Regions from separate parts of the Homo sapiens genome. Here region 2 is linked to region 1. Evidence: chromatin contacts called from ENCODE Hi-C data. All regions are on one chromosome and are shown on one strand. Each heading gives the region's core, a stretch centred on a gene start or an enhancer-like site at or near the end of the contact. The rest is flanking DNA. Distances are from core to core; before and after follow the strand shown. Region 1 holds the start of APEX2 (apurinic/apyrimidinic endodeoxyribonuclease 2). Region 2 holds the start of SPIN2B (spindlin family member 2B).

Region 1 (7,645 bases), core at 2,845-5,344:
TATGTTTTCCATTGCCCACAAAGCAACAACATATTCCTTATCTTATTTGATCCTTGCAAACATCCTTGTTAGCCTTACAGGGAAACTGAGGTCTGGGGAGGGGAAGTGGCATGTTCAAGGTAATCTAGCTGGTCACATGAACATCTCTTTTATGTTTACAATTTTGTCCTCATGGCCCTGCCAACAGGCAGAAGGATAATTTTAGCAGCAGGAAATCTGAGATAAGAAGCTGGCAGGCTTTTGACAAAGTCTTAAAGGGTAAACCTGGGGTCCAGGCTTGAAAGCCTAACTTAAAATTGCCTGGAATTAGCTATGAGATTCCTCACTACTGTTACCAATTCTGATCCCAGAAGCAGGAGACCAAAACAAGCTTTATGGAAAGACCTCAGCTTGGCACTCAAGACTTTTCAATCAAGCTTCAGCCTATCTGTCCAGCCATATCTCTCCTTAGATCATCCTTAAACTGCACTGGCTGACTCACTGGGCCCCAAAATACATGGTGTATTTTCCTGTTTTTTGGCCTTTGCTCAGCCTGAAATGCCATTTTCCTCCTTCTATTCCCAACAAAATCTGATCCACTTTTCAAGGTCTGGTTTGATGTTCACTTCCTCTGGGAAGTGACCCCTGTATCCTTGGGACAGGCCTTGTATTTGGTTCTTATATTGCCCACATGCTCCTATCTGAGCAAGTATCCACCAGTATTTTCCTGGTCTGCTTCCCCACTAGACTGTGAACTCCTTGAGTATGGAGACTAGATCTCAGTGATCTGTAATTTGTGTTTCCAGTGTCCAACTCAGGCCCTGGCACAGAGGACAGAGAAGACACTTGCTTATTGTGTTTGTGCAGTCTACATCTCTCTGCCCTAGATGAGATGAACTTGTGGACAACTAATCCTAGTTCAACAAGGTAAATATTATAACAGAGAGCTGTGCAGGGAATTGGATGGGAGAACTAATTTGTCTGAGGTAGGAGGTGGCATCCAGAAAGGTTTCTCTACCTTGAATGGGACAGAAACAGATAAAAGAATGAAGTCCTCTCTGAAAAGGGCCAATGAACTCGTGGCAGAGAAAGGGTTCAGTCAGTACCAGATTCTCATTCAAGATCAAGCTCTGACCTGCAGCTCTTGGTCTAAAATTCTAAAATGGGGCTATCTCTAGGGAAGAAAAGATTACAATGTGATTTCCCAAGGCCCCCAGATCCTGACCCCATACCCCTCCCAAAGTATAGGGCATGTGTATCGGGGGAGAATACCATGTAAAGCAGCATATGACAGTGCTGATGGATAATAAAGTCACGAATGGGGTCTCCCTATTGGTAGCTCTCAGACTGTTTGGGTATGAATGCATTTGTGGAGAGTGAAGGTGTGAGGGGAGATCGACCACACACTTACAAGCTAGGTGCATGTATATGAGTGTCAGGCCTTCTGTGACAGCAGCCTAGGATCCCCTTCCTTCTCACCCACTGTCCTGGCCCACCATCTCTCCACTATTTTCGGCCTCATGCCTGGGCCCCAAACCTCACTGAATCCTAGTCATGGAAGTGGCTCTCCACAGACTATAGTCGCACAGCAGCTGGAGGGTTTTGGGTGGGATTGCTTGTGGAGCCTATAGAAAAAGCAAGATGACTACTCTTAGAGCGAGGAAGTCCTGAAATGTCTCCAAAGAGCTTTGGTTTCTGCCTTTCCACTCTTCTTGATCGTGACAGCCCTCTGAGGAACGTTGGCTAGAGACTTTGATTTCCATTTTACTGAGGAAGCTACTGATGCCCAGAGAAGCAAGAGAGCTTGTTCAAAGCGCCACAGCAAATCAACCCTACTTTACACATCAGTGGGGAGGTAAGAGCTATAATCTCAATCACTCAGTTCATTCAAAACCAGACTTGACCAAGTTAGAGAGACTTTCACAGGTGCTAGTGAATTGCCCTGGGGGCCAGTGTCCCATAAAGGCCAGAATGGACTTTTAAAAATATACAGACAGATAAATAGGTTACATATAGATATAATCTTTTCCCCCACTTTCCCATGCCCTTTAATGCACACGACAACCAACCATCTATGCAAAGAAAACTTTCCAGAGGGCCTGAAGAATGGATGTGGATTTGTGCAACTCCTGCCTACTTTCCCTTCTTTCTCACCTACCTTTTATTCTAGAGGTTTTTTCTTCCATCGCTAATTATCCAACACTCGGTTCTCTTGCATTTACAGACCCCCAAGGCAGGTCCAGTGGGTGGCATCAAAGAGGAAGCCTGGAGGTGTTCGTTGGTTCCCTGAGAAGGCTGAGGACGTACCCTTGTTAAGTGGGGGATGTATGTGCTCTGTTGAAATATCAGCTGTTGTAGTTGCCAAAGACGTTCCTGAGCCACCAGAAGCCTTTTCTCTTCAGTCCAACCATGTGTTCACCTTGCCCCAAAGGTCAGAACTAATATTAACAAGCCACTGCAGAATGGGGAAATTAAAACCAGCCATGGAGACAGGCAAGTTCTGGATTTCGCTGGTGCTGAGTTTCAGATCGATCTTCAGTGTAAATGGGCATAATCCCTTACTGGAAAGCAATCTGGCAATATGAAGCAAGAGCAATAAAAATGTTCATTTCCTTTGTCCTAGTTATCGCACTCATGGGAGTCAATCCTGAGTCAATAACTCCCAAAGCATGAAGAAGCTCAGGACATGCAAATTTTTATTTTAATCACAGAGCTATTTTCTGATAGCAACAACTGGTAACCTTTTAAGTCCTCCAGGAGGAAAAGCAGTTTACTGCGTCTTTGCTGTAACCATTGAGGATGATGGCTCTAAGACTTAAATTCTGGGGAACAAATAATTATGCTGCAATTCTGGGTGAGGAACCTAAAGATGCATCGTTATGCTTTTCCCTGGACATTGGGCATATCCATTACTTCTAATTTTTGTGCTCTCAAAAACAAGCCATGAACCTGTCGATGCTCTTGCTATTATCCTTTGTTCATTCATTCACCTGACAAATATCTATTGCTTCCCAACATATGCTGTGTCCAGTATTAGGGGATGGGGCTAACAAGATGAACCAGACATGGTCATTGCTCTCAAGTTGCTGGCATTCTAATGGCAGCAGAAATAGAAGTCAATGATAGCTGTGTATTATAAGTACTGTGACAGAATGGACCATAGGGTGCCGTGGGGCCCCAGAGGAAAAGACTTAACTGGGGAGGTGTGTGGTCAGTAAAAACACTCAGAAAAGTAATTATTGAGCTAATTAAGACAGGGTGTGAATCCTGGCTCTACTACTTCAGTGTAAGAGAGAGTGAACTGTGAGAATGAAATGAATTCATTCGACGTCTCTAACTTAGCCTCCATGTCCCGAACTGGGTTGTCTTGAGAATGAAATGAGATAACATATACAGAAGAGCCATGGATGCATCCGGAGACAATGCTGCTCACGAGCTTACATTTCCTGGGCTTCGATTTCACTTATCTGAGAAACAGAACCAAGAGTAAGGATGTGTCCGGCTACATCCTTCAGAATGTTAAGAGCCAAGACAAAAGCTACAGGGCAGGCTTGAGACAGCCTCCTCCTCCTCCCCTCTGCCCCAATAAAGCCAAAGGCCCTCCTCCTAAGTCTTATCTCAGTGGAGCGACTCTTACTGCTCCCTCCTCCAACCATGAACTTCCCTTTGCCCAGTCCAACGCGAGCACTTAGCGCCAGCTATTCCTGGGGCGCAAGCGCTGCAGCCATCTGTGAACTTAGGTGGGCGGTCCGCCGCACTGAGGGCGGGGCTTTGGCAGCTGAGCAGTTCCGCTCAGGGTTCCGTCGCTTAAAAAGTGGCAAAATGCCGTTTGTAAGTAACCGGACGCACCACTTGGACTTCTGAGTAGAGGAAAAACGCATTGAGACTCAGCTGTCCGAGCGGAAGGAGCGGGAGCCCAACTGGAAACTCCTCTCGCCATTCATTGCCCCTAGGCTTCCGCTTTGCTTCCTTCAGCGTCCACCCAGTTCCTCCTCCCGCCAATGAGAGCTGAGGAAGTTGAAGCCCCCGCCCGACGTGCGTCAGGCGCTTTAGTGGTACGCACGAGAACGCCTGCGCAAACGCGCGCGGGAGGCGGGCCTGGCCAACTTCTGAACAGGAAGCAGTTCGCTCGCGCCTAGGTTGGCGCGGGCTGGGAGGTGTTCCAGCCCTTTAAGATGTTGCGCGTGGTGAGCTGGAACATCAATGGGATTCGGAGACCCCTGCAAGGGGTGGCAAATCAGGAACCCAGCAACTGTGCCGCCGTGGCCGTGGGGCGCATTTTGGACGAGCTGGATGCGGATATCGTCTGTCTCCAGGAAACCAAAGTGACCAGTGAGCGCTCTGGATTCCAGGATCCCTACATACTTTTTCTTTCCCGCTAACTTTTGTCCCCTGTCCCATGTAATTTTACTTTCCCAGTTTCCTATTCTTAGAGTCCTGTCCTTAGACCCAGGTCCCTTCCCTCTTAAACTTCCATTTCCCACCCTAGCTAGATCCCCTAATTGCACTCCATCTCCTGTCTTCAGCAAACTTTAGCTCCTTCTCGAAACCCCATATCTAGTCAGATTCCCACTCATTCTCCGGCCCCAAACTCAGTCCCCTGAATTTCCTCCTTCCATACGCTGTCCATCTCCCCGCCGCCAAGTCAAACCCCCGAATTCTTCATCCCTGCCCCAAGCTCAGATCCTCTAATTCCCACCCCATCTTTGACCCCAGCTCAGTCTAATTTCCTCTTTTTCACATTTCCACCTCAGAACCCCAGTACCCCTTATCTATTCCCATCTCTCCTCCCAGCGGAAAGTCCCTAATTCCCACCTCATTTCCCACCCCAAGCTTAGATGTCCTCTTATTTCTTCACCCTCTTATCTCCCCTCAGAATCCCCTAATTCCTTTTCCCTCCACCCCCAGTTCAGATCCCCTAATTCCCTCTCTCTTACCTCTCACCCTTAGCTCAGATTCCCACCATCCTCTCGTATGTCCATCCCCATCCCCAGCTTCCTCCTATCGTTCAGACCCCCAGGCTTAGCTCTGATTCTTTCCCCTTCCCACCTAATTCTCCACCTCCACTTCATAGTCTCTAACCGCCCCCCACCAAGCCTTCTAATTCTGATATCAATTTCCTCTCTGACATTTCCCATCTTTCTAGGTCCTCCTCTAATCATGGATATTTCATTCCCGTCACCCCCAACTCTGGCTCTGATGTGTGCAAGGAATTAGCCTACAACTGTAATTCCAGGCCTTTGTGTTTCTCGGATGCTAGTTTTACCTCTGACTTAATCTTACATTTTTTTTTTCCAGGGGATGCACTGACAGAGCCCCTGGCTATCGTTGAGGGTTATAACTCCTATTTCAGCTTCAGCCGCAACCGTAGCGGCTATTCTGGTAAATGGGGCTTTCTGTGGACTTTAAATTAGTGAGGGAGGCAGATAGGGGAAAAGGGTTTCCAATATTTGATGAGAGGGTAATAAGAAATCTTAGACATTTAGTTTACAGAGCTAAAGCTGCATAATAGTAAATTACATGAAATATAATTTTTATGGATAGAATTATCCTACTGGACCTCAGAAGTACAGTAGTAGTGTGGTGCTTAATTGTGTGAACTGTGGAGCCAGACAGCCTGGGTTTGAATCATGGCTCATTTCCTAGCTGTGCACCCTCTGGCAAGTTACATTACCTCTTGGTGCCTCAGGTTCCTCAGCTAGAAAATGAGGATAATGTTTACCTTCCGGGGCTGTTACAAGGATTAAATGAATTAATCCATGTGATAATAATAATTGCTAATACGTCTTGAGCACTCACCATGTATCAATGTAAAACACTTAGAACATTCTGTGGCTTTTTTAGATGTAGGAACTGAGACTCCAGGGTTTGAATAAGGTTGCCCAAGAACCACACTTTATGAAGATGACTTAGATGACTTGTGTGGGGACAATTGGAGTGGGACAGGCTGTGCAACAGGCTATTGACTGCCAGGTCTGCTCAGAGTGCCCTGTCTGTTCCCAGGTGTAGCCACCTTCTGTAAGGACAATGCTACCCCAGTGGCTGCTGAAGAAGGCCTGAGTGGCCTGTTTGCCACCCAGAATGGGGATGTTGGTTGCTATGGAAACATGGATGAGTTTACCCAAGAGGAACTCCGGGCTCTGGATAGTGAGGGCAGGGCCCTCCTCACACAGCATAAGATCCGGTAATAGCTCATATCTCCCTGCTACTGAGCACTGCTGGTGCTACTCTTTGAGTGTGAAGATTCTAAGGCTTGCCATGTAAACATACATGCACCGTGGAGAAGTTCCCAAATTTGCCTTTCCTGGTTTAGTCCTGGCTGGGCTACTCAGTGTGTGACCCTGGCAAATTTTTCCCCCCTCTGAAGCTTGAGTTTCCATCTCTACAATGTGGGGCTGGCCTAGTGATCCAGCTCTTATTACCATAGACATCTCAAAAGCAACTTAGTGCTGAACTCAGTGCCCCAGGTTGCTGTCTTTCTGGGTGTTCTGTGTGAATAGCAGCACCATTACCTGGTGGTAATCCTTAGATATCCCTCTCCCTGCCTTATCAGTAGTCAGTCCCCAAGTCCTGTGCATGCCAGATCATTTGTGTCTCTTTAACCCCTTTCTTTTCCATCCCAGACAGTCACAAAATGGAAGCCATGTGGTATGGGGAAGGGACAGAAGGGGAGGTTTGAAACTGACCCCTTTTGGGGGTTTCTCTTTTCTCCAGCACATGGGAAGGTAAGGAGAAGACCTTGACCCTAATCAACGTGTACTGCCCCCATGCGGACCCTGGGAGGCCTGAGCGGCTAGTCTTTAAGATGCGCTTCTATCGTTTGCTGCAAATCCGAGCAGAAGCCCTCCTGGCGGCAGGCAGGTACTGCAAGCCTGGGCAGTAAGGCTTCCTTGAGTTGGTCCTGGGTGCCCAGCCCTGTGTCAAGCTCCATTGAAAGGGATATGGACCCTTTGTCTCTGAGTTCTTTCACAGCATAGTTGCAAACACCAATATGCCCACCTGAATAGGCTCTGCTCAAAACAAACATGGGTTTTGTACTCTGAGCACCTATTCAGGCTCCTGCTCTTACTCATTGTGAGCCCTAGGGCTAGTCTTGCCTCTGTTTTCTCTTTTGTCAAATGAATATATGAATCTCTACCCTACACAATAGTTTTAAGGGTAAAATGAGATGAGAATGGTAAAGTGCGTGGGAGCAAAGGAAAGTCTTGTTCCAGCGGAGGACAGGAAAGTGAGGGTGGGTTAGAGCAATCAAGGGGAGGTGGTATCTGAGCTCAGCTTTGAAGGACAAGAAAAATGCCCATTGGCTCCTGATTAGTGAGGCAGTCATGTCAAACATGGAACACTGTCACCTTTGGAGATCAGAATTGGGTTGGTCAGATATGAAAGGCAGCAAGTTTGTGGTAAGATTGGAGAGGTAGGCTGTTATGAGTTGCTGTTGGCTAGGAAGCCTCAATATGGGAGAGGGCCTGTCTGAGCTCTTGGGCCCAGGAAAAAGTATATGGGCCAGGACTGCTGCACCCCTTTCTAACAATCCCACATTGTGTTTTTCAGCCATGTGATCATTCTGGGTGACCTGAATACAGCCCACCGCCCCATTGACCACTGGGATGCAGTCAACCTGGTAAGGCTCCCTCTAGGTGCCTGGCCCCACTCCTGACTGATTCTG
Region 2 (7,672 bases), core at 2,315-4,814, 2.1 Mb after region 1:
AAAAATAGAAAACAATAAAAACACAAAGATGAAAATAACCTGGCAGCTGTCTGAGACTGGTTCCTGGGCACCTTGCTGGATTTTGTTGGACGAAATTGTGTGATGTACACAAGAAAATTAATCCTTGCTACGGTGAGGTAGGCTTGCCTTGTGTAATTCTTGAGGCAGTCAGCCTCAGGCCATGTTGGGTGGAGAGAATAAACTCTATTTACCACCTTCTTTCAACTCCTGGAAGCTCCTTGCATCTCCCACTATGCATGGAGTTAGGGTAACCTGGGCAGCAGGGAGTCACCAGCACTCTTTCTTGGGGTCAGAGGTATAATTTAGTGAACGGTGTGGTTGCAGAAAGCAGTGAGAGGGTTTTCAGATGGGCTACAGGAGAAAGACTTGGGAAAGGCAAGGAGGGGAGGAAGAGAAAGACACAGATCTATCTTTGCATCAGACACCATAGTTCTGAGGGACTTTTTGTGGGTTGCTGCTCCCTCTCCCCACCAGCCTTGACCCTTTTTTGTGACATTATACAGCTGAATGAGTTAGTTATACCAAGTCACAACTCCCAGCCCAACTGCCCCATGGCATCTGCCTCACCTGGAAACAAAGAGCTGACCAGAATTCCATCACAGGTCTCTGTGAGCTGGGGTAGGCAAGACTGGCCAACAGGTGCCTGTGAGGGGTCTGCAGACACCAGCTTTGTGGGGAAGGTCTAACCAGAATGTGGATTCTTGGGACAGCAGGCCTCTTTTAGTGGATTATTTGTCGGAACCACCTGTGGTTTCAGGCAGCTGCTGAAAGAAGTGTGGACAGTCAGGAACTCCCCATAACCTGGAGAGAAACACTAGGCTCAATCTTCTGATGCCCCTCGTCTCTAGATAGAAAACAAACATTCCAGCAGAAGGAACCGGTGTGATGAGACTGCTGTACCTGAGTTCAGTAAGGTTCCATTTTTTTCTGGGTAAAGTACTTTCCAAATGCAAGATGGCACATCTCTTAAGTTCTGACCCACTAACCCATCCTCTACCAATATTGTTTATCTAGCGCAGGACAAATGTGAGGAGGCAGCCCGCAGCCCAGCACATGTGGGGAACCGTGTTAGTGTGTTCAGGCTGAGGGTTGGGGTTCTGCTGGGTAGGAGCGTCCTGAACTCCCTGAAACAGGAAAAGCCTTACGGGTATAAACTTTCCTCCTGATTAACCTTACTGAGTCATCCTTGTCAGAATGCCCTTCTAGGGAACCTCCAATGTATCTGGCATCTTTGACAGATGCCACTTCCTTTGTGCATAGAGCCAGGAAGAGCAATGTGGACACTACCAGAAGTCCAACATTTTCCTGGGCCTTCCGATCTCTCATGGGCCCCACACCCCACAACTCTTTTCCTGTATTCCCAATCCCTCTGTCAGTCTTTCTTCTTTGAACTCCTTCTTCCTCAGTGGCCCTCTTCTTCTAACCTCTCTAACACTCTAACCCACATAGCCTCTTCCATTGAGTATCCTTTATCCTCTCCACAGACCCTGTCAGGTTGATCCTTCTCCTCTTTACTCTGGACCTCTTCTAAGGTTCTTTGTGTTCCTCTCTACTCAATTTATTCTGTGTATTTTCCTCTAAGCCACAAGCTCTCTGATAGCTGTTCCTTCTTTTCATGCCCCATTCACCAAACACACCCGATCTTTTCAACAAGACAAAGGGCTTACACACAGCATGTCATGTACACACAAGTTTGTATTTTTTAGAGCAAAACAACAGTTAATGCTGGCAAAGATGTTTAGTTATCAGGGATTCCATAAGCTTTCAATACACTGAAAGGCAACATTTTTTGCATGTCTACAAATTATACATTTGTTTCCACACATGTGCCAAATTTTACCCTAACAGTTAGGACTTTTTCACCAAATCGTAGACATAGATATGGAAATCATCATCAAACTTGATGAAATACACAGAGGGTTTGGCTTCCACTTGGTGAATGACCATGCCGATCCTTTTGGAGCCATCTTCTTTGGTATATTCCACATGCTTACCTATTAGGCCATCTACAACTCCTCCTGGCTCCCTCTCTGTTGGAGGAGACTCACTGGATTCTGGCATGATGCGGAGGTCACCTTCCTTATAATCATCTAGAAGCTGGTACATGTACAAGACAGGATCTTTCTCATAGGTAATATAAAACCAGGCTTTCATGATAGGTGCTTGAGCTAAGACCATCCCCCTCCATTCATCCTTAGAACCATGCTCTCCCTCAAACATATGTTCCACTGCTTTGCCAATTATGGTATTTGCAAGGTTGGCATCACTAATGTGAGATGATGCCACCCTGTCAGAAAGAATTTTAAGAGACAAAACCCTTTCATCTCTGTGAAGTTCCAGTCCATAGACACAGTCAATTCCATCATATTTCACCAGATAAAGAGAGGGATTTATAGGCACCTGATCCAGAACGGTTCCTTTCCACTGCGTGATGGGCTCATCTCCTTCCTTCCATCCATGAGAAATTCTGCAGCCCACGATGTTCCTGCGGGGCTGGGATGAAGGTCGGCCTCTCTGCTTCTTTTGGGAGACTTTTTTCTTTGTCATGTTTGCAGACCCAGTGGCCCGTCCTGCAGCTGCCCTGGTTTGTTGCCCTTCGGCTTCCTGTGCGTTGGGGGTCTTCATGCCTGCTGGGGGAGGAGAGAGGATAGAGAGACACACCCAGTGTGCCACAAGGCAAACTTTTCCCTATAGCCATGTCTGGATGTAGTCTGCGCTAGTGCCTAAGTTTCCCCTAGGAGCCTGGAAGCAATGCTGGAAATCCTGGCTGCATGCCCGCAGTGCTCTCCCTCTTAAGTTCCTTTGGGCTGTGGGGAAGGGCTGGGGTGGTGCAGTAGAGCTGTCTGGGGTTAGGAACTCTGCAGAAGTGGCTGGGCCACCTCCTCCTAGCTCAGAGCCCACTGCCCTCCCGGAACCCCTTGCTACCACTGGCGTCCACTTCCAATCCCCTTGCAAAGAGGCCTTGACCGGCACCCACTGCCCTCCTTCCCTGAGCGTCCCAGCTGCTGTCCACAACACCCCCTGCCTACCCTAACCACTTCTCTGGTACCCACCGCCCTTGCTTCCCGGCGCTCACCTTCAAATCCTTGTCTGGCTCCCGTTCCTACCCCCTTTTCATGTTGCTCACCGCACTCCCCCACCCCACCCTTGCCTGGCGCCCAACTCCACCCCATGTCTCCTGCTGGATTCCTTCCCATCCCCCTCTCCATTCTGGCGCCCACTAATGGCCTTGCCCTGCCTGGCGTCCACCGCCGGGGATCGCGGGCCTCACGTGCCCAAATCGGACACCTCGCTGCTGCCTCCGCTACGAGCCTGTGGCGAAGGAGGGTCAGCAGGCGACCGGCCGAGTGAATGCTTGCAAGAGCGGGGAGGGTAGGATCCGTAGATGAGGAGCGTGTCTAGGAGGGCGGCGAGACAGGCAAAGAGGAAGGCAGCGGCGTCCCCACCGCTTGGCTCGCTAGCCCTCCGCCTCCCTGCTGGCGGTGGCGGCCCCTCAGCCACATCGGGATTCCACCAGTCCCTGCTGTCGCCGCGGCAGTCTCCTCCCTCTTTCCGTAGCGCAGCTTCCTGCCCAGAGAGAGGCCTCCTCTTCCTGTCAAACACCCGGCTCTCCTCTCCACCAGGCTCCCACGCCCACCACACAGCCTGTAGCCCCGGCGGAGCTATGGGCTCTGACTCCGCCTCTTTCCAAATCCGGAGTAGTTCGTGCCACAGTCGTCCTCGGAACCCTGTGGCCCCTTCCTCACCCGTTTCAGGGCCACTTGGTTCCCACCTCCACCTTCTTAGTCTGCCTGCCCTGCTTTCCATCTTCTTGGAATTCGCCTTGCTGCCGCCCCGCGCCCACCCCCGCGCCCACCCCTGCCCCTGCACCGTCCCATGCCCTTATGGATTTATTCTTTACACGTAAATATGTCTTTCCTCTTTTTGAAAGGATTTGGAGTTGGAACAGAGAAATTCACTATGGTAAGTCTGCCATTTTGACCCAGTCTCTACCTAATTTTTGCTGACTGATATTTCCTGGCATTTTTGTTTTTGTTTTCGAGGGATTTTTTTTTCCTTTTCTTTATTGCAAGATAATTGCATGTACAACGTGAACACTATCTACATTTTAGGAAATTAATATTAAGAGGAAAATCATCAACTGCAGTCCCATCTCCCATTTTTGAGGGCCTCACAGCAAAATATTAATGCTCATAGTTTTTTTTCCTTTTTCCTAAACTTTTGCAAAACTGGGATTTGTTTTTTATCTGCAATTCATGTCTATTAATTTTTCCAGGAAATTAGATGTTTTCTAATCGATTTTTTCATTCAACAAATATTTATTGAGCACCTGTTACATATCTTGCACTTGGTCCGTAAAACTCAATTTTAAAGTGATTTATAATTTGGCTTTTCTCCCAGTACTGGGCATTTGACATAATATTTCCACAATAACCAGTAATCAGATCTATGTATCGGAATAGAAAGCTTTGCAAAAAAATAACTTTATAAGAAATAATTAAAGTTATAGTTTTATAAATCAGTGGAGAAACGTTGGGTATTCTTTAAGGAATGTTGAAATAATTATTTAAATATTTTGAGAAAGGTTGTATACTAATGTTGTACCAGTATCAATATTTGATTTATTAAAAGGTAAAAAGCAGCAAAATAAAATTGAACAGAAAGCAAATGAACCAACCAAAAACTCTGTAAACAAAACAATGCTTAATGGTATCTTTCTTATTCAGATACTTATGGTATTTGAATGAGGGGATGAGTCGGATGTTAACAGAACAACTACACTTAATAAAATAACATCTACAAGGAAAAATAGAAGTAATAATAATCTCGATTCAACAGTCAAAGTATGAAAGAACATTAAAATATTACTTAATGTCATTGATCATGAAAAAGCTTCATATCTAGTGCTGATGCAAGTGAAAGTTTATACAATTTTTATGGAAAGCAATTTGCAGATATGTCATAGTTTCAGTGAGGGCTTTTTATTTTATTTTCATTTTTATTTTTTTAAATTATATTTTAAGTTCTAGGGTACATGTGCACAATGTGCAGGTTAGTTACATGTGTATACGTGTGCCATGTTGGTGTGCTGCACCCATTAACTCCTCATTTACATTAGGTATATCTCCTAATGCTATCCCTCTCCCCTACCCCCACCTCACAAGAGGCCCCATTGTGTGATGTTCCCCTTCCTGTGTCCATGTGTTCTCATTGTTCAATTCCCACCTATGAGTGAGAACATGCGGTGTTTGGTTTTTTGTCCTTGCGATAGTTTGCTGAGAATGATGGTTTCCAGCTTCATCCATGTCCCTACAAAGGACACGGACTCATCATTTTTTATGGCTGCATAGTATTCCATGGTGTATATGTGCCACATTTTCTTAATCCAGTCTATCATTGTTGGACATTTGGGTTGGTTCCAAGTCTTTGCTATTTTGAATAGTGCCGCAATAAACGTATGTGTGCATGTGTCTTTATAGCAGCATGACTTATAATCCTTTGGGTATATACCCAGTAATGGGATGGCTCGGTCAAATGGTATTTCTAATTCTAGAACCCTGAGGAATCGCCACGCTGACTTCCACAATGGTTCAACTAGTTTACAGTCCCACCAACAGTGTAAAAGTGTTCCTATTTCTCTACATCCTCTCCAGCACCTGTTGTTTCCTTACTTTTTAATGATCGCCATTCTAACAGGTGTGAGATGGTATCTCATTGTGGTTTTGATTTGCATTTCTCTGATGGCCAGTGATGAAGAGCATTTATTCATGTGTCTGTTGGCTGCATAAATGTCTTCTTTTGAGAAGTGTCTGTTCATATCCTTTGCCCACTTTTTGATGGGGTTGTTTGTTTTTTTCTTGTAAATTTGTTTGAGTTCATTGTAGATTCTGGATATTAGCCCTTTGTCAGGTGAGTAGATTGCAAAAACTTTCTCCCATTCTGTAGGTTGCCTGTTCACTCTGATGGTAGTTTCTTTTGCTGTGCAGAAGCTCTTTAGTTTAATTAGATCCCATTTGTCAATTTTGGCTTTTGTTGCCATTGCTTTTGGTGTTTTAGACATGAAGTCCTTTCCCATGCCTATGTCCTGAATGATATTGCCTAGGTTTTCTTCTAGGGTTTTTATGGTTTTAGGTCTAACGTTTAAGTCTTTAATCCATCTTGAATTAATTTTTGTATAAGGTGTAAGGAAGGGATCCAGTTTCAGCTTTCTACATATGGCTAGCCAGTTTTCCCAGCACCGTTTATTAAATAGGGAATCCTTTCCCCATTTCTTGTTTTTGTCAGGTTTGTCAAAGATCAGATAGTTGTAGATGTGTGGTGTTATTTCTGAGGGCTCTGTTCTGTTCCATTGGTCTATATCTCTGTTTTGGTACCAGTACCATGCTGTTTTGGTTAGTGTAGCCTTGTAGTATAGTTTGAAGTCAGGTAGCGTGATGCCTCCAGCTTTGTTCTTTTGGCTTAGGTTTGACTTGGCAATGCAGGCTCTTTTTTTGTTTCATATGAACTTTAAAGCAGTTTTTTCCAATTCTGTGAAGAATGTCATTGGTAGCTTAATGGGGAACGCATTGAATCTATAAATTACCTTGGGCAGTATGGCCATTTTCACGATATTGATTCTTCCTACCCATGAGCATGGAATGTTCTTCCATTTGTTTGTATCCTCTTTTATTTCCTTGTGCAGTGGTTTGTAGTTCTCCTTGAAGAGGCCCTTCACATCCCTTGTAAGTTGGATTCCTAGGTATTTTATTCTCTTTGAAGCAGTTGTGAATGAGAGTTCACTCATGATTTGGCTCCCTGTTTGTCTGTTATTGATGTATAAGAATGCTTGTGATTTTTGCACATTGATTTTGTATCCTGAGACTTGGCTGAAGTTGCTTATCAGCTTAAAGAGATTTTGGGCTGAGATGATGGGGTTTTCTAGATATACAATCATGTCATCTGCAAACAGGCATAATTTGACTTCCTCTTTTCCTAATTGAATACACTTCATTTCTTTCTCCTTCCTGATTGCCCTGGCCAGAACTTCCAACACTATGTTGAATAGAAGTGGTGAGAGAGGGCATCCCTGTCTTGTGCCAGTTTTCAACGGGAATGCTTCCAGTTTTTGCCCATTCAGTATGATATTGGCTGTGGGTTTGTCATAAATAGCTCTTATTATTTTGAGACACGTCCCATCAATACCTAATTTATTGAGAGTTTTTAGCACGAAGTGCTGTTGAATTTTGTCAGAGGCTTTTTCTGCATCTGTTGAGATAATCATGTGGTTTTTGTCTTCGGTTCTGTTTATGTGCTGGATTACGTGTATTGATTTGCATATGTTGAACCAGCCTTGCGTCCCAGGGATGAAGCTCAGTGAGGGCTTTTTTAAAGCTGTGGTTAACTGTTACTCCTAAGATTTCAACCCTGGAATTTCAATGAAAAGTAAGGGGTTGGGGGGTTACCAAGGTTCTGAACTCCAGATTCTGTATTCATGTATTTAACAAGCAGTCACAAGTTCTGCTGAGCATCAAAGTCTTTCAGTGGTTCCCTCTAGAATGGGTAAACTTTGCCAGTAGAAAAACATCCACCAAATGCCCTGTTTGCCTCTTGGACCTGTTCTCCTCCTATCTCAGCTAGGTAATTATTTCGTATTTCTCAGCTTTTAGATGCC

Evidence for each region. A loop is a pair of places that touch in the nucleus more often than their neighbours do. Pooled maps may share reads with other maps.
Region 2: a pooled map shows a loop between it and region 1 (14-fold over the local background). The contact joins the promoter of SPIN2B here to the promoter of APEX2 in region 1. A Hi-C loop is called at or near these places in 6 of 50 pooled maps.

What each region holds. Positions count from the first base shown.
Region 1 is chrX:54,996,269-55,003,913 of GRCh38, forward strand. It overlaps APEX2 (apurinic/apyrimidinic endodeoxyribonuclease 2), which reads left to right and starts at 4,095. Exons shown (of 6, transcript NM_014481.4): 1 at 4,095-4,311; 2 at 5,278-5,361; 3 at 5,983-6,163; 4 at 6,694-6,840; 5 at 7,531-7,600. The coding sequence starts at 4,155. It also overlaps a transcript of PFKFB1 not described here. RefSeq lists a silencer at 3,976-4,115.
Region 2 is chrX:57,117,984-57,125,655 of GRCh38, forward strand. It overlaps SPIN2B (spindlin family member 2B), which reads right to left and starts at 3,565. Exons shown (of 2, transcript NM_001006681.2): 1 at 3,255-3,565; 2 at 1,699-2,648. The coding sequence starts at 2,646. The coding sequence ends at 1,870. It also overlaps a transcript of FAAH2 not described here. RefSeq lists an enhancer at 1-510 and a silencer at 3,733-3,852.